Linked DNA regions of Mus musculus: region 2 is linked to region 1. The links are chromatin loops, found by intact Hi-C in ENCODE. Cell type or tissue: heart. All regions are shown on one strand. Each heading gives the region's core, and the rest is flanking DNA. Links, peaks and the distances in the headings are about the cores only.

The links. Hi-C counts contacts between places; a loop is a spot of excess contacts. Peaks named below come from ENCODE experiments on the same cell type or tissue, not always from the same donor. Only the 100,000 strongest peaks of a DNase experiment are listed, where the experiment ranks them.
Region 2: it touches region 1 in a loop (2.0-fold over the local background); 5 of 42 quality-filtered maps call a loop at or near these places.

Annotation. Positions count from the first base shown.
Region 1 is chr1:151,165,416-151,177,670 of GRCm38, forward strand. No RefSeq gene overlaps it. Among named protein-coding and RNA genes, the nearest start is that of Gm36139, 16 kb to the left of the region's middle. In heart, for the core only: no CTCF peak of the experiment used is centred there; a DNase peak (open chromatin) is centred at 6,366.
Region 2 is chr1:151,096,367-151,108,621 of GRCm38, forward strand. The region is part of intron 1 of Gm36139 (a long non-coding RNA gene); the gene reads right to left. It also overlaps the pseudogene Gm19087. Among named protein-coding and RNA genes, the nearest start is that of Gm36077, 19 kb to the left of the region's middle. In heart, for the core only: a CTCF peak has its summit at 6,793 (motif pointing right); DNase peaks (open chromatin) are centred at 6,905 and 9,135; H3K27ac peaks cover 3,699 bases.

The sequences.
Region 1 (12,255 bases), core at 2,898-10,897:
TCTGGCTCCAGGTTGGCTCAAGGTTCAGTGAGAGACGCTTTCTCAGGGGAAGAAGGTAGAAAGAGATGAAGCAGAATCTCTGATCTCCTCTAGAAGGGGCTGGCCTCATGAATACACACGTGCATACACCTCACACATGTGTGCATACATCACACACACATACACCCACACATACACTTACACCACACACATATAATGTACTTGATAGTGAAGCCCTAGATTAAATCTCCTGTTATTAATTGTTCTATTGCCGCAGAAAAACCATGAAACCATGACTGACTTTATGTAGAACGCTAAAAACTGGGGTTGAACAAATGTTTGGGTGCTCTTTTTTTAAACCAGCAGAGCAATGTTTCCATTTGTTAGTTAATTTAGAATAAAATTATTTTCTTCAGAATAAAAACTAAAAAGGCCATGATGAGAGTAATAGAGAGAATAGAAATAAAGATTCTCTTTCCAAATCATATCCCCTTAGGTCTTGATTTTACAAAGACTTTCAGAATAGATTTTATTTATGCAGGAACTATCTCAGACCTTACAAGGTGAAGCAAAACACTGCAAACATGGAAGTCTGAAGGGAAAAGTCCACGGCTGTCTTCCATCACTGTGCAGACATCTCCCCTTAAAGCCGAGAGAGGCATGCATACAGCAGGGGTACTTCAGAGGCAAGGAATATTGGATTTTATGCAAATGTGGTTTTTGGTTTGAGCCCTGAGAGGTTCGAATGCCTAGTTCACAGTGCATTACCAGGAAGACCAGATTGTGATCAAACAAAAGGCGGGTGTAGAACACACAAGCACTTTGGCCTCATTATCTGCTGTTTAACCGTCCCCCTGTGTTTGCAAGTCCACGTGTAATTAAGCTTGAAGGGAAGTTGTAATTGGAAGGAGATAATCTAAGAATGGTCAGTGGGTTAGTGTCCGGAAATTCTGACAAATGACGCAAGCATACCCCAAGGCCAGTATTTCTCTCAAGCAGTCCCTTGAGTGTGCTTATGTGAACCGTATAAGGTACAGAGCCCTCCCCAGCTCCTTCATCCTTCTTGTGCTCCAGCAACCAAGCCAGGATACCTTGGAAGGGAATTCTTCCAGTGAGCACTTGCTCTAATGTTATTGGCAAGATCACAGTTTACTAGTGTGCTCGTAGACAAAACTGTTACAGCATATCTCTTTTTTTTTTAAAATGAGCTAAAATTATTTTTAATGGTAGTTTACTGAAACTTCTAAAATGATGCTCAGTCTAAAGTTTAAAATATATATTTTAAAGTATACTAGCTATCATTTATAAAACCACTTAGCCCTATATATGACAAATTATACTTTAAAGAAAACAGTAGATAATGTGTGTGTGTGTGTGTGTGTGTGTGTGTGTATGTATCAGTGAGAGATAACTCAGGAAATTATTAATAGGCAATAAAAAATTGGAAACCACTATATAGTGTTGTTCAACTTTAAATGAAATTTCATTAATAAATTTCCACAAAAATGAACTTTAAAATATGAGTTAGTTTTTAAAATCTATTAAAATTATAAAGTTTATTCATAGTAGCCCTGGAATATGATTTGAGAACCATTTTTTTTTTTTCCACGAACATCAGGCCTCAGGACTGATCCGGATCTGGAAGTTTGTTGTCCGGTGGTGTGGTACCAATAAAAGAGAAGAGATCAACAGAGAAAGACCAACCAGACAGTCAGGACTTCGCTAAAAGAGAGACCATGACTTGAGAGACAAGTCTTGGCTAAGGGAAGCAAAGTGAGAGATTGGGTTCAGCATTCAAAGCCAAGATCCAGAGGCGGCTAATCACCTAGTGTTCAAACGACCCAAGGGAAAAGCACCAGCCTACAGCTACGCGATACATCTGGATCCGCACCAGAGTAGACATTATTCTTCTAAAAATGTCCAGGTCAGTCAGAGACTCAGGTCAGGTGAGCTAGTCCACCCCAGGTCTGGAAGATAGAGCTGGGATCAAACAAAAGTTGAGCTTCAGAGGACAGAGGCGTGATGGTTCCTTCAGCCAGGGGACAGACAGGTCAAAAACAGGGATTGCTTAATCATTAATTGACTTCAAACAAAGGAAGAAAGGATCCCAGGCAACCAGCATAATTAAAGTTCCTCTAGTTGTAAAAAGCATGAGGCCTCGGCAAACCAGCAGAGGCCCGGGATCAGAGGAGAGCAGGCGCTGAGCAGAGAGAAGAAGAAAAAACAGTCCAGGCCACAGGAAGAGGAAGTCTGTCTCCATTGGATAAAGGATGAGCTCCAAGGGCCCTTGATGTCGAGCTCCCCTAAAGAGTCTGCGCTGGGAAGGCTGGTAGGAGTATCAAGTCTGGTGCTCTCACCTGATGCTGTGAGCCTGCTCATCAGCGTGCTCTCCACGTCCTCTAAGCCTGTTCCTAAGCATGCCTTCTCTTTAAACAAAACTACAAAGAAGCTTTTTGTATGATCTGTTTCCTTTGATTCGGGCTGCGTTAGCAGGCCAGCAAGAAATGTGGCTGGTGGGAGCCCCTTCCTGCGAGGAGGCTGGCCTGCTCCTTTCACGCCTCTGTGAGTGCTTTCTGTTTATTGCTTGGTCACTTGAGAGTCAAGCCTCAGCAGCAGCTTCATGACCAGAATCAGTAAGGGGAATCCAATTTTTTTTTTCTCTAGACTACTTGCAGTCAGCCCCAATGCAGCCAAAGAAAGCTCATAAAAAAAGACACACATCATGTCTTGTAAATATTCTCCTGAATAACACAAAATGTCCCCAGCTTCCCATCTCTCTTAGAAGAAAATGCTAACTGCTCATGTCTTCCAGAGTCTTAACTGATCAGATCAAGCCCAGCTCCCAGCCTCCCCTGCCATTCCCACTCCCTCCACCTAAGACTTCAAGAGCTCTGTTGTCCAGGACGCCATACAATGAAAGATCTAGTCATATTTCTCTTAATTTACTTGCTTCTTTAAAAGTCTGTGTTATTCATGAAACACTGAGCACAGCTCTTCATCAGCCTTTAATCAACAAAATAAATGCAGACATATAGCTATTTTTAACAAGCCTAGATTAAGAGTCACTGCTCCAGGCCTGGTTTGTGGTCACTCCATCATATACAGGAGCATCTTTTATTACCCATGCACCTATCAGTCTCAACCACTGATGCCTGCAAGGGGGAGGGAAAGCAGACATAAGCATCCTTCGTAACACAGCTGTCCCTGAGAAACAGCCCCTACCGCAGAGCACCGATGCACTGGGGAAACCCGCCCATTTTTCCCTGTGTGTAAGATAGGTTTGCATCCTTCCAATTGCAGTGGTCCATCTCAGCTGGGTGTGTAAGCAAGCTTGCTGCCCACCTTAGCAACTGCCACATCACTGTTCAAGAAGGCTAAGAGAGCCCTTTGTAGTCTCAGCATTCCAGGTGAGCTCGTGGGAAACACAGGCTCCAGGGATTCATGAGTCAGCCTTTCTCACAGGTCTCAGCCAATGAATCATCACACTGAAGATCCACAGTTGTTAAAGGAACTGAACTCGGCATGCCAGAGACCTCCATTCTTTGCATTATTGCAACACTGTTTACTACAGTATGCTGTGGAACCTGCCCAGATGGGACCAGTCACAAATAGCTAAAGAGAACTGATAAATATGCACAAAGGAGTAGTATTCAGACATAAAGAAGGAAATCGTATTTGCTGCAGCGTTGAGAGCACTGGAAGACACTGTGTTAACTGCAATGCTCAGACACAAAAAGACAAAAAACAGATAAACAAATATTCTGTGTCATGTAAAGGCAAAAAGAAATGATGGTCTGAATATGTGTGTGTGTGTGTGTGTGTGTGTGTGTGTGTTTTAAGTATGGTTGTTGACTAGAACTTAGTGGAGCAGATACCTTGCTTGCCAGGTAGCATATATAAGGGAGATAACACGGGCTTTCTCCACAGTCTCCAGACAAACATGGCTTCTCTCAAGACTCAGTACAATGCTGTGGTCATTTGAGGAATGGGTCTATTTTCCAGAACCTCTTTTAAGTCTCTGGATTATTCCTTCCAAAACCCCCAGTGTGTAGAAGTGTGGTCACACATTTCTTGGCCACAGTGATAGCATCCTGAGAAAGGTGCCCTTTGCCAATTTTTGGCCATTGTGCAAATATTACAGAATGTACTCACAAGAACACACATGGTACAGGCTAGGTAGAGATCCCTATAGGATCTGAGCTATGTGTTATATACAATAACATGTAACTGCCACTGACAGGAACTTCGTATGCAGTGCAAAAATAGCAATTATTTAATTCTGGACACTTCATCTCTACATAAACTCCTCACTTACCACCCACTAGGCTACTAGCAGACAACTAAAGGAAACTTCACCTATTGCTGAAGATCTACTGACTCAGTTCCCTATGCATACACACACACACACACACACAGAGAGAGAGAGAGAGAGAGAGAGAGAGAGAGAGAGAGAGAGCTTCACATCAGCATCTTTGACTCTTCCATGCTTTGTCCTGTTGGCCCCTCCACTCCCACCACTGAATACAGTCTCCCTCATGACCTTTGATCTTTGTAGGACACAGTTTATGTTTGCCATGTCTTTCCTCCCTTCCTGATCTATCTGGCTAATTTTTTTTTTTCAGCTCCTACTCCAATTGTGGCTCTAGCTCCCTAATGTGTAATCTCCAAGAAGCTCGGACATTAGAACATTCACAAACAGTGTAACTTGACTAATCTTTATGCCTCTAAAACTAGTATCTAGTCCCTCCCCTCTCTAGTTTTTCCTCCCCATGTGTCTGTCTGTATCTACAGTTTAAAATGTTTGTGTTTCTGAAACCCCATTTCTCCTGGATTGTTCCTCTCTCACCTCCTGTCTTGGTACCTCTCTTCTTCCCATTCAGCACACTGGCCTTATTTTCCCAGATTTTTCAACTCCTAGATTTCACCTATGCTGTTCCCAAGAATACCCTTTCCCTTTCCTCAAAGCTGGCTCTCTCTAGTGCATCCCATAAGCTCTACTTCTTGCCATTAAAATACAAACGTTTGCTTGTATGGTTATGTAGGTGTTAGCAAACGTACCTGTACCAATGCAGCAGCCAATAGGCCTGAGAACTTAGCATGTGGCTGACCCCAGCTGAGATGTGTCACAGGTGTTAAATCCACACCAAATTATGGAGACAGTAAGGTAAAAAGAAAAGAAAATGTCATGATTATTTTAGGATTATTGAATTACATTTCAATAGAGTACTTTAGCTAAATTGAGTTAAATGAAATGAAATTTTTAGGTTTGTTTTTTTATGGTTTCTAATAAAAATGTTTAAGTTACACTTGGGCTAACATTTCATTTCTTTATAGCATTAGTAAAAGCAAGACAGTGTCTCGGTAGGAGTCCAGGCTTGTCTCAAACTCCCAATCTTCCTGCCTCAGCCTTCCATGTGCTAGGACCCAACCATATCTGGCCTCACATCCTACTTCTGCTGGACAGCTTTACTGTAGACATAAAATTCAATGGGGGCCAAAGTAATTTTGCTAATGACTATAGTCCCACTGACATTAGCACTGTCCCTGAATGTATAATAACTGAATTGGTGGATATATTTTGAAACAATACATTTTTTTCTGGGTAACTGGATTTAAATCTAACTTCTTCCTTTTAGAAAAAAAAGAAAAGAAAAGGAAAAAAAAAAAAAAAAAAAACAAAGACAAACAATGGTAGCCAGGGGGGTTCAAAATCTGCCTCTCAGTATGCATGTTCGCTGTCTGCCCTGGGCATCAGAGCTTTTCTTAGCTTTAAAAACTTACAGTTTTACTCATGATTAAGTAACTGTCGTGAATTGTCAGGCTGGCCCAAGTCATCACTAGTTTAAATAGATAGTGTACCATTTGAACTGCACAATAGATTCATCTTCCAAATTACAAACAGGCTACTGAAGGAATAAATAATATAGAAGAGATGCCACATATTTAGAAAGGACCCATGGAGTATTCCTTTGAAGCCAGTCCCATTCACACACATGATTTCATAGGCAATATCTCACTTACTTATCTCAATCCTTACTGTCAGAAAAAATATATATTGTTGACTTAACCTGAATTCACCATCTGGAAATGGCCTTACACAAATGTAGGAAAGGCCAGAGTATTTAAACATCTAGCAGTGTCTTTAAAGACTATTTTCCTTCCCCATTAATTTGCCAGCCTGTTCACTCACATTCCTGAGCACACACACCTATCACAAGTCTCTGCATTACATTACATCAAGTTCTCTGTGGTTGACAATAATAGTGCATTGCCTAAGAAAAGAAGTGGCCAAACTGTCTTGTGATCCCTAATCCAGAAAGAGAAGGACTTTAGTCACAGACAAGAGCACAGGACTTGGAGGCTTGCTCAGCCAGATAGATCAGGTGGCAACTGGAAGAGAGCCACTGGGAGCTAAGATACCACAAAGACAACCCAATGCCAAGACTCTTAATGGGCACCCATTTGACAAGGCATTAAGTGCTCATTGCAGGACAATAGTACTGCTTTCCCCAGGGAGAGTGGGACAAAAAAAAAAAAAATCCCTATAATAAATGTCTCACAGTCAAGATTCTTCAATTCCTTCTATCCTTGTGTTTTATGAGCCACAGAGCTGAGAGACAAGCAGATGGCATATCCTTGGAAGTGTTATAGTCCGCCTTAAGCTTTCTTAAGCACACAGAAATAGTGCTGGACTGGAAGTGAGAAGCTGAGATTCCCATCTCTCCCATGGGGTATTCATTTCAGAACCATTGAAATGACATGCATTAAACCTGCTGTTGTCATGGGACCCTGCTCACAGCAAATGTTCAACCCTGTGACTCAGGGCTCTCTACTCTCCCAAGGCTAATGACCTTACATTCAAGTGAGTCAGGAGACCACAAAACCCTAAAAGATATCATAGTCTCTGTGAGATATCACCTCTATCTTTCTCTACCAACGTACCCAGCTGAGTAAAAATCAGTAATGAAGAACAAAGAATACAACTAGGTTTTTAAAAAGAAAATGAAGGGCTAGAGAGATGGCTCAGCAGTTAAGAGAGTTTGCTGCTTTTGAAGAGGGCCCAGGTTTAGTTCCCAGGATTCATGCCAGACAGCTCATAACTGCCTGTAACTCCAGCACTACAGGATCTGATGACACCCTCGTTCATCTTCCAAGGGCATCCGCTCACATGTGCACATACACATACATAAAAATAATAAGGAACAAATAACTAGAAAGAATGAAGCATGTAAAAAATATTTATGAGCCAATGGTTCTGAGCTGGACCACTTTGAGCAACAAAACAAATAAAGTTGCAGGAGTCTATAACCACAAAATAAAATGAACATCTACAAATCTACACTAACACTAATTAGCTGCTTTAGTGAGCAACTAATTAACCAAGGAGAAGGGATGTACTTTCCTTATAAAGAATCCTGCTTAAGCAGAGTAGAAAAACAACGGAAAAACAGCAAAAATGCTGACACAAAATGACAATAATTATATTCAGCAAGATACACATGTGTGTGCTAAATTAATGGCAAAAGTTAGACAAAACATGGGATAGTTGCAAGTTCTCAAAAATATATTCTCCAAGAATTCATAAATTTCAGAAAAAATACTACCTTTACAGTACAGAAATCCAGCACATACTTCATCAACCAGGATACCACAATCAATATAACCAGTCATAAAATATATTGATATCATCTACCAGAAACAGCATCGGTATAACTTCTATTTTCTTTTTTTTAATTAGATATTTTCTTTATTTACATTTCGAGGTTTTTTTTCCCACTTTCTCCTCTATAAATTTCAGTGTCTCTGGTTTTATGTGGAGTTCTTTGATCCACTTAGACTTGAGCTTTGTACAAGGAGATAAGAATGGATCAATTTGCATTCTTCTACATGATAACCACCAGATGAGCCAGCACCATTTGTTGAAGATGCTGTCTTCTTTCCACTGCATGGTTTTAGCTCCTTTGTCAAGATCAAGTGACCATAGGTGTGTGGGTTCATTTTTGGGTCTTCAATTCTGTTCAATTGATCTACCTGTCACTGTACCAGTACCATGCAGTTTTTATCACAATTGCTCTGTAGTACAGCTTGAGATCGGGGATAGTAATTCCACCAGAGGTTCTTTTACTGTTGAGAATAGTTTTTGCTATCCTAGGATTTTGTTATTCTAGATGAATTTGCAAATTGCCCTTAACTAACTCTGTGAAGAATTAACTTCTGTTTTCTTTTTCTTTCTCTCTCTTTCTCTTTCTTCCTTTCTCTTTCTCTCTTTTCTTTCTTTCTTTCTCTCTCTCTCTCTTTCTTTCTTCCTTTCTTTCTTTCTTTCTTCCATCCTTCCTTCTTTCCTTTTTTCCTTTCCTTTTTCTTTTCTTTTTCTTTTGAGTCTTACTGTGTAGTGCAGGCTGGCCTAGAACTCTGTATTTAGATTAGACTGACTTTGAACTCAGTGAGAGCTGCCTGCCTCTGCCTCCAGAGTGTAAGGATTAAAGGTGGCCTTTTGTAAAAACCATACACAATCCATTGTCGATATTACTAAATACAGTTTCAACACCTGGCAAACAGTGCAGTTGGGAGGGTAGAAAATCTGTGTATCCTCATTGAAAACCATATGTACACCTGAAGCAATCCATCAGGAACAGTGGTCTATTTTTAAAATGTTAGTACGTCTTCCCTCTTTCTGATATCGTCTCACCAGAACTCTGTTTTTTTTTATTACGTATTTTCTTCAATTACATTTCCAATGCTATCCCAAAAGCCCCCTCCCCCCACTCCCCTACCCACCCATTCCCATTTTTTGACCCTGGCATTCCCCTGTACTGGGGCATATAACGTTTGCCTGACCAATGGGCCTCTCTTTCCAGTGATGGCCGACTAGGTCATCTTTTGATACATATGCAGCTAGAGTCAAGAGCTCTGGGGTACTGGTTAGTTCATAACGTTGTTCCTCCGATAGGGTTGCAGATCTCTTTAGCTCCTTGGATACTTTCTCTAGCTCATCCATTGGGGGCCCTGTGATCCATCCAATAGTTGACTGTGAGCATCCACTTCTGTGTTTGCTAGGCCCCGGTCTAGTCTCACAAGGGACAGCTATATTACCGTCCTTGCAACAAAGGCTTGCTAGTGTATGCAATTCACCAGAACTCTGTTACCTCATCATACTTATTAGAAAAAGCAACCCAAGTTGAGGGGCATTCTACAAAACGAAGTGTATTTTTCCAAAGCACCAATGTCATGAGAAAATAAGAATCTACTGTAGAACACAAGAAACTAAGGAGATGCTACAACTAAATACTACCCAGGCTCCTGAACTGAGTCATAGAACAGACATTGAAGAGTCATAGAAATTAATGGCATTCAGATAGAGCCAATTGTTTGGTTAGCAATACCACACTAATTGTAATTTTTTTCATTTTGACAGTTATATCATAATAAATAACATGTGAGCAGTTGGAGAAATGGGGTAAAAAGTATGTAGGAATTTTGTACTATTACAACTTTTGTGAAAGTGAAAATTCATTGTAAATTTAAAAGTTTAAACAATTAAAATTGTTTGTAAAATTGAAAGTCTAAACTCTCAGATATGCCCAACCTACAACCTACAAGCAACTGTAGGAAGCCATCACTACTAATGAAATCTGACAAAAACATTGTGACCTTTTTTTATGATTTTTTTTCCTTTGTCACTCAATTCTGTGATTCTTTGAGCATAGACTTCATAGATGAATGCCATCCTACAGTGTCAAAAGGTTGGATGTACTTGGAAAGAATGTCAAATTTTAAACCCAAACATAACAAAAAAATACAAAAAAAGTGAAGAACTAACATGTTCAACCAAATGCAATTTCAGACTTCAAATATATACTATAAGGGAAGAAAAAAATTAAGAAATACAAGAAGAAAAATATGTGCAGCAAAAACATACTATTTAATATCTTTATATGCAAAGAAAGATAATCCTCATATCAGCAACTCCATGTGGCTAATGTATTTTAAAATTATTAAATAAAGAAAAAAATGAATGATGATCATCTACAACACACACACACACACACACACACACATACACAAACAAGAGCCAAAACTATGGAGTGACTAGTCAATTCTAAATAAGCAATTAGAACAGAAAGTGTGTATCATCTTCACCCAGCAGCTTTAAACTGCAGTAATAATAACATCAAGTAATGACAAGCATCCAGAGAAAAGGGGATATTCATAAGTTTGAGTATCAAGTCTGCCTGTTGGATCAAGCTATTGGTTTGCATAGGTACCAGCCTTCAAGGAAAGCAATGCAGGATGCATATTAGGTCCTGCTTCTGTCATTGAGAACATGTGTGCAGAATCTCAGGCAAAGTAGACATGTGTCCAGTGATGTCATTGACTTAAAAGAGTTTACAGATGGACTCTGTATACAATGCCCAAGTATCACTGCTGTAGACCATTATGAGGCTTTGACTTACTGAGATGGGTATAAAATCAAAATTCCTATATTTTAACAAGGCAATGGCCATTTGGAGCCTGATCCATTATGCCTTACCCAGACATGATGACTAATGACTCAAGACATCTTACACTAAGGATGAACCTCAAGAAAAAACAAATTACTATTCAATGATACTGAGATGTACACCTATCTGCCTGTGTTGTGTTGTATTGTATATAATACAGACCATCTACAAATGGCCCATAAGACTAGACCAGGCAAGATTCCCTTCAACTGCAACACACAGGGAACTTCTCCACTACACTCTTGCAGTGTATGGCAATAAATTCTCTCTTTGTCTGCTTGTGTTTTGGTAAAGCCTTTCACCACCCACATCACCACCATATATTGCGCCATTTTGCTGCCAGTTTGCACAGGGGTGGGGAGTATACTGGAAAGTTTTGAGTCAGAGAGATTTGAGCTGATTTGTATTTCGAATCACCCTGATTTCTACACTGAAAGAACACAGATGACAGGCATATGTTGGAGACAGTGGACATGTTAAGAAGTGGTTAGATGCGAGCCATACTCCAGCTGGAGTCAAAGGAAATTCCTCCCAGAATGAGTGTGGTCAGAGAGTGAAAAATCAAGGACAACAATTAAGTTTTTGGTCATCATAACTGGAAGGATGGCTATGAATGAATAAACATAATACAATACAATACAATACAATACATTACAACACAACACAACACTATACAATACAGTGCAGTACAGTCCAATGCAATCCAATCCAATACAAAAGGAGAACATGACTGCTCGGAACGGGTTGAGGATTTTATTGTAGATATAAGGAAAAGCACAAGTAGAGATATCTGGAATTGTCTAGAATGAACCAGGCCAAGAGGGAGAGGGCAGGGTGAAAGAGGAAGAGAAGAGAGAGAGAAAAGGAGGACTAAGAAGCTAGGAGACCACAAGCCCAAGAGGACAAGACATAAAAAGGGCCACGTGGGCTCCAGCTGCCTGTGTAGCAGCTTGGGGGGATGGGGTTTAACTGGGAAGGGGGATAACATTTGAAATGTAGACAAATAAAATAACTAATAATAAAAGAAGGGGCTCATGTAGCCAAAATGGCTGGGTTATGTAGGGAAGAGCAGCTGGGGGAAGGACAGAGAAGCTTAGGGGTTGGAGAGGCTGAAGTGTAAAGCCTAAACAACTCCAACTTTGAGAAGAAACTCCATTTTGTGCAAGACCTGACCCGGAGTTAAACTCCAGTTACAGGAAGAAAACCACAAAGTCCACGTGAGCAAACATTCTATGGCAACCCCCCCCGCCCCCCCCCCACACTCCCACCCCCCTTAGCAACAGCCAGTCAGGCCACAGCAGCAGAGTCAAGGTACATACAGATAACCAAAGACATCCTGCAGAAATAGATAACCCAGCCAGCCTGATTGTCAGGTGATTTTGCCCCCTTGTTTGGTTCCTGCAGATTACACCAGAAATGCAGCTTTTAAAACTTGCTGACCTGTATGGAAATTCCCTGAGCTGGTGGTTGTAACCACAATAAATACCCCTAAACTGGGGCTTTCACTTCTGACCCTCTGCAATGATGACAGTAAGTATTCTTGCTCACGAGTGGTCTAATAAAGACCCTTGAGTGTTTGCATCAGAATTGGCTCCTCGGTGGTCCCTGCGACTTGGGCATAACAGAGGGTAGAGGGCTGGGTGAGAAGCAGTAAAGACCAGGACTCTGAAACAGGCAGACTGCTGCAGGAGGGGCCAGAGCCCGCTTTGATATGTTAATAGACACCTCAGCTTTTTGTCCCTGGTTCCAGACCTAACAGGATAGAATTGCCAGC
Region 2 (12,255 bases), core at 2,240-10,239, 70 kb before region 1:
GTCGGGTGATAAACAGTAAACGTTTCACGTGACGACTTCAGCCTGGTGATTGATCTCTAAAGGGCAAATGCTAAACTTGTTATAGTTAAGAATCCAAACTGGTGACTGCCTCAAGGACACAACTCTTAAATGGGAGTAGTTAGAAATTCCACAGAAGTCAAAAGTTTCACTTAAAAGACAGGTGACATTTCAGTTTTATTAATTCATAAATAGGTGCCAAATGCTGGTTCTCCAATTATAAATAAAACACCAGAAACTTGGCTAAAAGTCATTATAAGGGCATGTCCTCGCTCTCCCCATATATATATATATATAATAAACAAATATTTGTGTATATACATATATGTGTGCATACATACATGCATGTATATACATATATCCATGTATATACATAAATATGAGTATGCAAAGCATCAGTTTAAATTGTTACTGAAGAATTTCTCTAGTTTCTTACGACTCACAAAATCTAAAGGATATCTATTTCTGGAAAACATTGGAAATAAAGATGTCTTCCAAGAATCAAGACTTTTTACAAGTAAAGGGAAGTTTTACAGCTTGCCAACAACTACTAGAAGAGTGTGTAAGAGTGCCATAGGCATCTCAAGACATGAGTGCAAGTAAGACCATAGCATCCCATGCTGCCCAGGGCTTCTGGAATCTGTCAAGGATGGGATATAATAGGATGCACATGTGTGCGTGTGCACGCGCGCGCGCACACACACACACACACACACACACACACACACACACAGAGGCAGGGTTGGTGGCAACTGCAGTCCCAGCCTTGGGAAAGTAGAAGCAAGACAGTCAGTGGCTCAATGTCTACATGAGATTCTGTATCAAAACAGCAACAGTAACAGTAACAGGACAACTTTCCTACCCAGTCCCAAACTGTCCTTGATTTGGGGATTTCTTCGGATGGGTTGATGTCAGAGCAATTTGAATAAAACATATACTCACGTCTGTGCCCATGTAATTTGTTAGGAAGAAAGCCATGTAAAAAGAGTGCCCTCCAAGTTTCATCAAGGGAGACAATGGTGATGGGAAAATTTGGAGCTCTGGACACCAGGACAATTGAGCAATGGGTGGGAAAATTATAGAGCTCTAGTCAGAGTTTTATCCCAAAATGCTGAAGAGGCCTGTGGGCTTGGGTAGGAATTAAAATGGGGGGGGGGGAAGCAAGCAAGCAGGAAGGAAGGGAGAGAAGAAAGGAGAGATGACAGAGAGAGCAAGAGGAAACACGGGGTAGGCTGCTCAAGGTTGGTGACACTCAAGGAACCAAAGCAAAAGTCAGTGTGTGTGTGTGTGTGTGTGTGTGTGTGTGTATGCACTAAGTGGAAGCTTGATCATCATCTGAGTGATTCTGAGAACACTGTCAAAATGAAGCCAAAGGGATGTGTGTGGGGCCTGGTCATGAATGGACTCATTTCCTCAAGGACCCAGAGAACTGACTGTCTCAGTGCTGCTCTGCATTCTACAGAGACAGTGTTTGTGCCTTCTCTTCATTCATGTCTTAGGACAGAAGACAGCTAGCTGCAAGAACAGCAAGTACAAGCAGGATGTTTCTATTTAGGTAGCTTTCTTGTCTGGATTCCCAACTCTAACATGGCGAACTCTGTCCCACTGCTTCTGGGCCCGATGGGCCACGTGCAGGTCAAATGTCAGGTGGGATCCCTCAAAATCATGGCTTCTGAGACTTCAAAAGCTTGCTTGAAACACCATCATAAAACATTGCCTCAACAGGAGGGAGTTCAGGCCACCTTGCAATGACTCTAACATCTACCTCCGGTTGTACCAGCTGCTAAGTATCCTTAAACCTAGATCTTTTGTATAGTTCTTCCCACTTAATTTTCTTACAGATGACACATTTGTATCTGAACCTATTCTATGGGGAATTCGAGATAGAATTCTTGACTGAATTGAGCTGGAAATTAAACCTTCAGTCTGTATTTAAGCAACACCCAAAGCTCATCTGTGATCTCGGGGGTTGTTTGTTTGTCTATTTGTTTGTTTGTTTTTTGTGGTACTGTACTGCTTATTGCAACCCAAAGTGCTGTCCTTACATAAAGACCCTAGAAAGCATGTTGCCTTTCCATAGAGACGCACTGGGCTTTTCTGGCACTGGTGGTTCTGACAGACACTGACTCAGTAATGGACTGTGACCATTTGTGTCCTCTCTGGGCATAAAGCTGGCCTGGGGCTCTTCTTTATCCATTCTACAGAACGCCTCACTCTGTGTCATGTGGAGTTCCTTCTGAATGTATCATTCTTCCTTCAGTCCTGCCTGCTCTGTACCCAAATATCCCGACTGCAAGTGTTGAATTGTCAATGTAGGTAGTACACTAAATAAAAAAGTGGCATGAGTTTGGGGTAGCAGCTCTCTTGCCTACTGTAAGAGAGAGGTAAGGGGTCTCCATTTGGGATTGGACAAGAATCCAGAAAGGATATTGGACCTGTTTTCTTACAGAGAAGGAATACAGCCAAGCTGTAGACAAGTCATGACACTTTCATCCCTGCTAGGGTTACCTTTTAGAGAATATTCTGGAGTGCTGTGTACTCTGATTATTCATATGTATCTTTAACTAAAGGCCCCACCCATATCCCTGGCAACCCTCATCTCAGGCGAGCAGGGATGATTGGCCAAACATTAGTCATATATAAAATTGATGACACACTAAATCCTACTTATAGCTTATATACTGTTATATAATATGGTAATACAGTCACATGTTTTTCTGTACTATATTAATATGCCTGTATTCCTTTAAACATTACATCTATAGCATAACATCAGAGTAAATGAGTGCTATATACTTTAAAACGCATTTGAATGATCGTGTATTTATGGAACAGTTGTTTATCCTTTTGGTTTCAGGGGCTGGGGAGTTAAGACAAGGTCTCACTAGCTGGCTGGGAACTCATTATATAGACCAGGTTGGCCTGGAACTCCCAGAGACCTGCTTGGTTTTGCCTCTGGAGTCCTAGGATTAAAGGCCTGTTCAACCACACCCAGTTTAGGGTACAAGATTTTAAAAGGTAGAATTATAAACAAATATCATAGAACCGAATGGGCAAATGTTTCATTTCATTTTCTTCCCCTGTAGTTCTACCTGATTCCCAGATGTTCTGGGGCTGAGGGATGGAGTGCTCACTTAGTGTGTGCAAGACCTTGGGTTCAATTCACAACACTGGGGGAAAAAAAACTGCCTCATTCTGCTGTGTACTCAACTAATAGAACTTCTAAAATTCCTTCAAAGAACTAAAAAAGAAAATTTAGAATTATCTGATTTTATCAAATCTATACATTTCCTTTCTCCATGTAGCACAAAGGTCAAAAATTTTCTAGGAATCGTTTTCAGAAAGCAATGGCAGGGCAAACAAAACAAAAAAAACAAAAACAAAACACAACAAAAACCCCTCCAATTCTGGTCACACCAAAAACCTAATTTTACAAACTAGATGATCAGATCTTCAACCATCACTTCTGTAAGCCTTGATGAGCGGGTGAAAGGTTCTGAAAGTATGGAAGGTCCATGTACACACCTGTCAGAAGGACTCGTGCTTCCCACATCAACCATTGCTCCTTCATGCATTTCCAAGTTGCTCATTGAGAACATGTGTGCACCCAGAGATCCACCACCTGGTGACCATTGCAGCTTCTGAGAAATCAATGGGGCAACCTCTCCACTGAGTTCATCAAGCTGCCTCTGAATGAAGCACGTTCCCTTATCTTGTTGAGCCAATGTACAATAATAAACAAAATTCTGCGCCTTAAGTGTCTATGTTGAAGAAAGACACCATCCATTGGTGTGGAGTCAGGTGACTCAGTGCAGCCCATAGACAGCCACATGCCTATGTTGAGGACAGTATAGTCACTGTTCCATGTGGCGAATGCCTAGACAGATCCAGAGATTTTAAGAGACTCTTAAGTTCACCGTCTACACCCATGGTTCTCAACTTTCTTAATGCTGTATCCCTTTAATATACAGTTCCTCCTGTTGTGGTGGCCCTCAACCGTAGAATTATTTTCATTGCTACCGCATAAGTGCAATTTTGCTATTGTTATGAATCGCAATGTAAATATCTGATATGCAGGATATCTGATAGGCGACCTCTGTGAAGGGGTCATTTGTTTCCCAAAAGGGTCACGACCCGCAGATTGAGAAGCGCTGGTCTATTCTTGCTGGTCTATAGCTGCTAGTCTATTCTTGCAAATATTCAGGAGTCTAAATAAAAATGATCCTGAATATCTGCACCGCAAGACTTGGCTGTGAAATCATCAGCAAGAAAGGGCTTCAAAGAGAGACCGCTGTGATTAATCACGTGTTCACATTATCTAGGCATGGAAGACCGACACCGACCGCGCTTTAAACTAACGACAGGGAAAGAAATGAGAAAGTCCCAGATCAGGGAGCACCCATTTATTACAGACATTTGTGAGGAAAGAGGAAAGGCGTCATTTTTCTCAAGTGAAGACTACAGCCATAAATCAGACATGACAAAATGTGTTAGCACTGAGAATGCTGTGCCAATTTAAAAGGAACCACACATTTAAAAAATGGTTTAGTGCTTTGAGCTTGAGGGCAAAAGAGATGGCTCAGTGAATGTGCTGGCTAATTTAATGTCAACTTGGCACAAGCTGTAGTCGTCTGAGAGGAGGGAACCCCAATTGATAAAATGCCTCCATAAGATCAGACTGCAGACAACCCTGTAAGGCATTTCCTTAATTAATGATTGATGGGGGAGGACCCAGCACATTGTGGGTGGTGCCATCCCTGGGCTGGCAGTCCTGGGCTCTATAAGCCAGCAGGCTGAACAAGCCATGGGGAGCAAGCCAGTTAGCCCACCCCGTCCATGGTCTCTGCATCAGTTCCTGCCTCCAGGTTCCTGCTCTGTTTGAGTGTCTGCCCTGCCTTCCTCCAGTGAAGGGTTACAATGTGGAAGTGTAAGCCAAATAAACTCCTTTCCTCTCCATCTATCTTTTGCTCGCCATGTTTCATCACAGCAACAGAAACCCTAACCAGGACAACAGGTAAAGGTGTTTGAACCCAAGCCTGAAGATCTAGCTGGACACTTGAAACCCACAAGATAGAAGGATAGATCTGTCTGTTTCAAGTTGTTCTCTGACCGCCACGTGCAGTTGCAAACGTACACACAATAAATAAATAAGCCAATAGCTAAAGATCATTCAGTGTTTTGAGCATTTTTAAAAATAATTTTTAAAATAATTCCCAGAAAAAAAGAAAAACAACAATAAAATTCCCATGTGCCCTCTGCCCCACAGAGGCAGTTTCCCCTTATCAGCATCCTTACACACACACCAGAGTGGTACATGTTTTATGACTGATAAGCCCCCACAGACATATCATCATCACCAAAAGGGCAAGGCTTATTTGGTGGGGTTTACCCTTGATGTACATTCCATGATTTTTACCAGTGTCTAATGGTGCAGACCCACCAGGACAATACCACACAGAGATGCTTCACTGCCTAAAGTTCGTTTCTCTCCACACAGCTCATTTCTCTCCCATGTTCATGTGTGGAAAATATATAGAAAAATAGACAGAGATACATGTGCAAGCACATGCTAAATATGGTACCTATATACAACATCCTAATGGTAGCTTGAGCTAAGAAAATACTCACAATAGCTTATTTGGGGATAGTAATTATAACTGTACTATGCAGAGTTTCTGCAGAAAACAAATGAAACTCTTCAAGTAATTTGAGAAGTGTATTAAGGGGCACGTTTGCGAGGTTCTGATAGAGAACCTTACAGGTGTTGGGGTGAACCCTACCAGTCATCAGGGCTAGCAATGCCTAGGACAGGAAGCTTTGTAGAGAGAGTTAAGGGAAGGAGACTGCTAGCCACAGGCTGGGGCCTTCACTCAAGAAGTGCAGCTAGCTGGCAGCCACCCCATGGGAGTGGGGGTTGGGGGAAGTGGGGCATAAATGACCTGAACTCACGCTGACATAACTCAAGGGATGGTCAGAAGGCAGGGGGGGGCTTTGGATAAAAGCAACCTCACCAGCTACTCACAGAGGTAAAGAAAGATGGACTGGAAGAGACAAATGGGGTGACTTAATGTTTCCTCTTTATTCTTACTTGAATTTTCTATAGTTTTTCCCAAGGACCACAAAGGACAAGCATATAGATCTCATCTCTGGGTTATTTTTCCATTCCTGCCACTTCTGCAGAGAGTTTGGATGAAAAATAAAACGTAGCTGAGAGTCCAAAAGCCATTAAGCTAAGCAAAGGGAATAGGGGTTGATAAATGTATAGGGATCAGAGCAGAAGAAGTGGTTCTGGGGAGGAAAGTCATGTTGATGACTAAAGCAAATAGCCCCCCAAGTCGATCTGTCCCCCTCCACAGCAATGCACATTGAAGGCTTACGATGGAATTATGATAACTTCTGAAGAAATTTTTAATATACATCTCTGGGTCGGCTTAGACACAAACCATCCGCCCTCGGTAAAACGCTCTTGCCACGGTCTTTTTCCGCATTCTGGAAACATTTGGTCTTCTCATGTCTCTGATCTAAATATATCTTCTCTCAAAGCCCAAATGCAATTTATTTTGCAACTGTGCAAAATCAAATCGAACCCACATCTGGTAGATCTCACAGATGTGACTCGTTCCAGCACAAGCAAACGTCAAACCAAGCAACCCACGGTCGGTCACCAGCTAATTGCATGCAGGTGATGTGAAGAGTAAGGTCTGTCTCCACATCCCCAGAGCTGGGCTCCAGAGTCTTCATCAGCTGCCCCTCTGTGTCGCTCGGGCATCTGCACTGATCCAGTAGAGGGCAGTGACAGACGCAGGAGCCTGGCCCTAGGTAAGAACTCCCCAGTAATGCCTCATCTAAGCAAAACAGAAGGGTCACCTGAGTTCATTTCTCCCATCATGCTCTGGTCTGTGGCTGCTCCCTCAGGAGCCCTGCAGCCATTATCAGCAGTCATGAGAACAGAAAGTATGACCTTCACCTCAAACTGCAGCCCTAAAAACAAACTACAGCAGCTGCTGCTACAACAAGACACAATATATGACTTAGCTGTATATTTCAGGCTTAAGACACTCCTGGGTGAGATATGCAGGGGAGGGGGCGCATTGCTGTTAAAGGGACAGTGAGAGAGTCCCTTAGACCCAAAGCAGATGTCCAAATCTAAACAAGAGGGAACTCGAAGCAGGAGATAATCCATATTGGTCCTTAGCAAGCCTGTGGCTCTTTAATTAAACCAACCAATACGGTTAACGCAAGAGAGATGAACTCAATTATGAACAGGCAAAAGCATGTTTCACTTTGCCGATGTCGAATAAGCTGTGCAAATTATTAGCATGGGTTATCAGTTGGGAGACAGCTCTGGAGACTTCCAGCTCTATGAGTTTCTGAACTAATTGATTTAAGACAAGCTGGAGACAAGCATTGTGCAAGAAGCTCCCTAGTGAAACTAACTTTTCCTGCTAACGAAAACAGCTTAAGTAATTTGAATTGCACCATGTAGATGCAATCAGGAGTTAGTCCTTTCAATGACAGCTAAAAATAGAGAGACAGCACATTGGAAATATGGGAGCTGAAAGAGACTCTCAGCACTACTGCTTTTAATTTGTTTAAGCAGTGGAAGCCTTTTAAAAATAAACCCTATGGGTATCCTCATCATATTGTAGACATTTGAAGAGAATCCTAATGTAGATGTTTTAGTAAACTAACTTTCCATTAAATGCTCTAAAGTCAGTGACTAGGAACAAGGAGACAGATAAGGTCAAGGGTTATAGATGCCTTGTAAATAAGGTCATCAAAACTCAATTCTAGGGCTTTTTTTTTTTTTTTTTTTTTTTTTTGCAAATACATTTGTAGATGATGACAGTGGCTGCTTTGGCTAAATCACAGTAAATGCCAATGGATGCCTTGTATCGGTCTTTCTGGAAATCTTGGGATATTCTTAAAGTTTAATTAGAGACCAAAATGGTTTAATTCCAAAATACACATTGAAATGAGCTTTTACTGTGTCCTGCCTAAGCTATCTCGAGTTAAAAGTGTTTGAAATGATTGTGGTAAAGATGGGTGTACACAGTGAAACGAGATGGAATAAAGCCCGCCCCTCTGCTTCCTGGGTTCAAAACTCAGCCCTACTTGTCCAGTTGCCTTCTCTATGAGCAGCTGTCTAACCTCCAGCCAATGAATGCCTTCCAGACCTGGTATCTGCAACCATTCCACAGGCAGCTCCCCAGCCCTCTCCTCAACAGCTGGCTGGAGAGAGGGTCGCTGAGTGGTTAAGCAGGAACACAACTTTAAAACGGAAAGAGTTCCTGAAGGCCTGAAGTTCTGGAGGTTCATGGAGAAGACCATCCACAAAAGACAGTCCAGGAACATTTTTTAATTTTTTTATTATTAATTTTAAAAAAAATTTATTAATTTTTTTCAATGCCTACTTTTAATGATTTTTTTTCTTTTTTAATTATCTTTTTTATTAGATATTTTCTTTAATTACATTTCAAATGTTATCCCTTTTCCTGGCTTCCCCTCTGAAAATCCCCTATTCCCTTCCCCCCCACCCCTGCTCCCCAACCCATCCACTCCCACTTCCCTGTCTTGGGATTCCCCTACACTGGGACATCAAGCCTTCTCAGGGCCAAGGGCCTCTCCTCCCATTGATGTTCGACAAGACCATCCTCTACTACATATGCGGGTGGAGCCATGGATCCCTCCATGTGTACTCTTTGGTTGGTGGTTTAGTCCTCCACAGGAACATTCTTAACAATTTTGAAAAACCAAGACATCAACCAAGGCTTGGGAGCTTATTGTGGTGGTAGTATTACTTACACTTACTATTCAAAGCAAATATGAAAACACTATCTAATCAAATGTTTACTAAGCACCCAGATCTTCTATCCCAAAGCCATACTTTAAAAACAGAAGAACTTTGATTCAAACTTCTTGCAAGAGTTTCTTGCTACAGGAAGGAGAATTTCACTCAAAGTCGCCAAAAAGGAAGTCTTCTAGGAACTCATCCGGATGCTAACACAATCAAGACAGCCTCTATTTTTATGCTTCTTATGTAACTGTGTGAGAGGCTACTTGTGCCCCACCTCCACCCCACCACCACTCCCTCCAACCTACAAATGCAATCATCCTGGCTTGGTCCCCTTTCCAAAGCCTTGTGACACTCAGACGTTGAACCTGCAGATCTTGAGGCCACAGAGCAGAACAGATGGGCTCCCTGCATTCAGTCACTCCCAACAAAGGGCAACTTGCCTGTGTTTCATTCCTGGTAAATCAGCTAAGGTCAGGACAGAAGTCGTAAGTCAGCAGAGACACCAACAGACTGAGCTAGCAGATGCAAATTCAAGCCTGACACTCACTTCTTTCCAGTTATATGAGCAAGGCCAAATAATGAGACATTGTATGTAAAATGAAAAAATGAGGCCATTGTAAAGCATTGTAAACCATAAATATGAGCAGATCACTGTAACCAAATGCGATCACTATGGCCCAACACGTACGTTCACACGCATGTATGTGCAGGTGTATGAGCACGTGGAGGTCAGAGGACATTGGGTGTTCTAGCCTATCTGTCTGCCTTGCTCTCTTGAGACAATGTCTCTCAGCGAACCTCGAGATTGCTGTCTATTGGGTAGCTGGTCCCCGTCAAGTTCCAAGAAGCTTTCTGTCTCTACCTCCTGATCCCACAGTCCTCGGTTCACAGGTGAGTATGGCCACAGCTGGCTTTTTAAGTAGGTGTGGAGAATCCCCACTCAGGTTATCATGCCTGAGTAACAAGTACTCTCACCCACTGAGCCATCCCCAGAACCCCAAAATGTCTGTAGAAACTGTAAAAAGGTGTATGGAATATACAATTTTGTACTTACAAGCAACACTGAAGAAAAGGGCATTGTGGTAAAGTTTTAAAGGTGAGAGGCTCAGTATAGGAACATACTGCTTTGATTTTGTTGAATTAAGTTTGTGTACAAGAGACAGAAAAATATGATGCAGCTTGGTTTCCTCATATGTAGAATCCCTGGGAGACTTCCTGGGGGCTGATATGGCTTCTGTGTGGGGTCCAGATCAGGATGTACGCCAAAGCAAGGCACAAGACTCAAGAACATTTGAATTTAGGATAAACATCGATAATATTTCATTCTCACCATGTCCCGTGCAATATATCAGAAAGCCTGTATCATTACTAAACTCGACAGCTTTAACCCAGACCTCTCTAAATCTCTTTGCTCACTTTCCAAATGCTGGCATTCATATTCCACACAACATCTACATTCCAGGAAACAGAGATAAAACTGATAACAAAACACGCCTTAATCTAAAACTCCCCAAAGCTATCATACTCTATTTACACATTTCTCATGGTTTATAACTTAATCACATGGCCATGTAGGTACAAGGGAGCAGACACAATAATGTCTTTATTCTAGGCAGTACATGCACTGGAAGTTGTATACTCTGAAAGTAGGACAGTTAAACAACAAACTACTAGAGTCTACTGTAGGTTGGATATGTCTGTTCCTGGAGTTATAACAAAGTGCCATAAATTTATTAGTTTAGAAATAATAGAACTTTTGTGCAGTTTAGAAACCTAGAAACTCGAAAATCAAGACACTTGCAGATGAGTGTCTGGTCAGGGCTTTCATGCTGTGTCCTCTGGAGGGGACAATGGTATATCATCACACGGTCCAGGAACAAAGCTCACAGCGTTCATGACCAGGTGGCCCTGTTGAGCAAAGGCAGCATAGCATTGTGGGAGCACATAGCATAGTGTCAAGCCTAAGACCAACTTTTAACCCAAGGGTTCTCTGGGAGACATTCCAGACTTAAACTGTATTAAAGAGGACAGTTCCCTCTACTTCCCTTAAAGAATCCTTATCCCACTCAGGAGGACATAATGGTAAAGACTTAGCCTCTTCCCAAAAGGTCTCACCCTTAATATGATTGATTACCTTGGACATTAAATCCTAACACATGAACTTGGAGGGGCACATAGATTTGAACCATAGCATATGCCTCTTATCTAAAATCTCAGGGCATCACAATCTACCTAACCTTGATGCCACTCTATCAGGGTCTGGGGAGTGATGGCGAGAGGACAGCTGTCATGATGGATGTTGATGAGCCCTTCACTAAGTGACTGCCTGGGGCAAGGGGGCGCTGGGGGACACTGGTAGTTTCCAGCCACTCATTAGAGACTTACTGGGCATCTCAAGACTTTCTGCAGCCTTCTCCCAGACACCCACCCAAATGAGGGCCCTTGCTGTTTCTGCCTTAGGCAATGTGAATAGTGAGGGTCCCGTAGGTCTAGAGGAGGTCCTGACTCCCTGAGAGGCCTGGGAAACTTCAGAAGAATTTCCTTCCCTACAGCCTAAGGTCATCATCTCAAACCAAGAAGACCTTTGGGGATCACTGGTGTGCAGAATAAATGTTTTTGAGAAAGTGATCTAAGATGTGTATTTGCTAGAATGATGGAGAGGCTGGTAGTCCTAGGCTAACCAACAGAGAAGAAAAACACTCCTTCTTTACTGCATACTGCATTTCAGGCATCTGTTGCTATGGACTGTGTATGATGTCCTTCCAACTTAAGAGAGAGAGGCATTACTTCATGTATATATTTTTAGGTCACACCCATCTTACCCTTGGTTCTTCTGATGCTTGGGATTAATAGTCCAGCATTGCAGATACAAAAAAAAAAAAAAAAAGACCCTGATATTATATATAAAGAGGGGAATTTGCATTCTAAATTGTTGGGGACCATTCCTCCTAGGAGAAACAGTTTTTTTTTTTTTTTTTTTTTTTTTTTTTTTTTTTTTTTTTTTTTTACAAGAAGTCAGAAATCTTGTTGTTACTGCTGAAGAACAGAGACTATCCCCTGGCCGTGGGCTCAATCCCAGGAGGTGTCTTAGAGGATATGAAAATTTGCTCTTGGACTAAAACTCTAAGCATCAGAATGTAATGTTGATAGAAACAGTGAGCATCCCTCTACACCCTCAAATGTTGAGCGTCCATTAGATGGAAAGATTTTATATGTCAAAAAGATTCCAGTATGGGATTTCATTTTGAACAAGATCTTAACAAGAAATCAGTGGCCACTTTAGTATTGGGTATGCTTCTCCAGTACACAGTGACACCTGAAAGCAACTGGCAGAGAAGTTGGTGGTGACAGGTGGCACCTCTGTGTTACCAGGATCTTCACAGATCATAAACAGAAGGGACTTGGTAAATATATAACTATATAAATATAAAACAATTTGT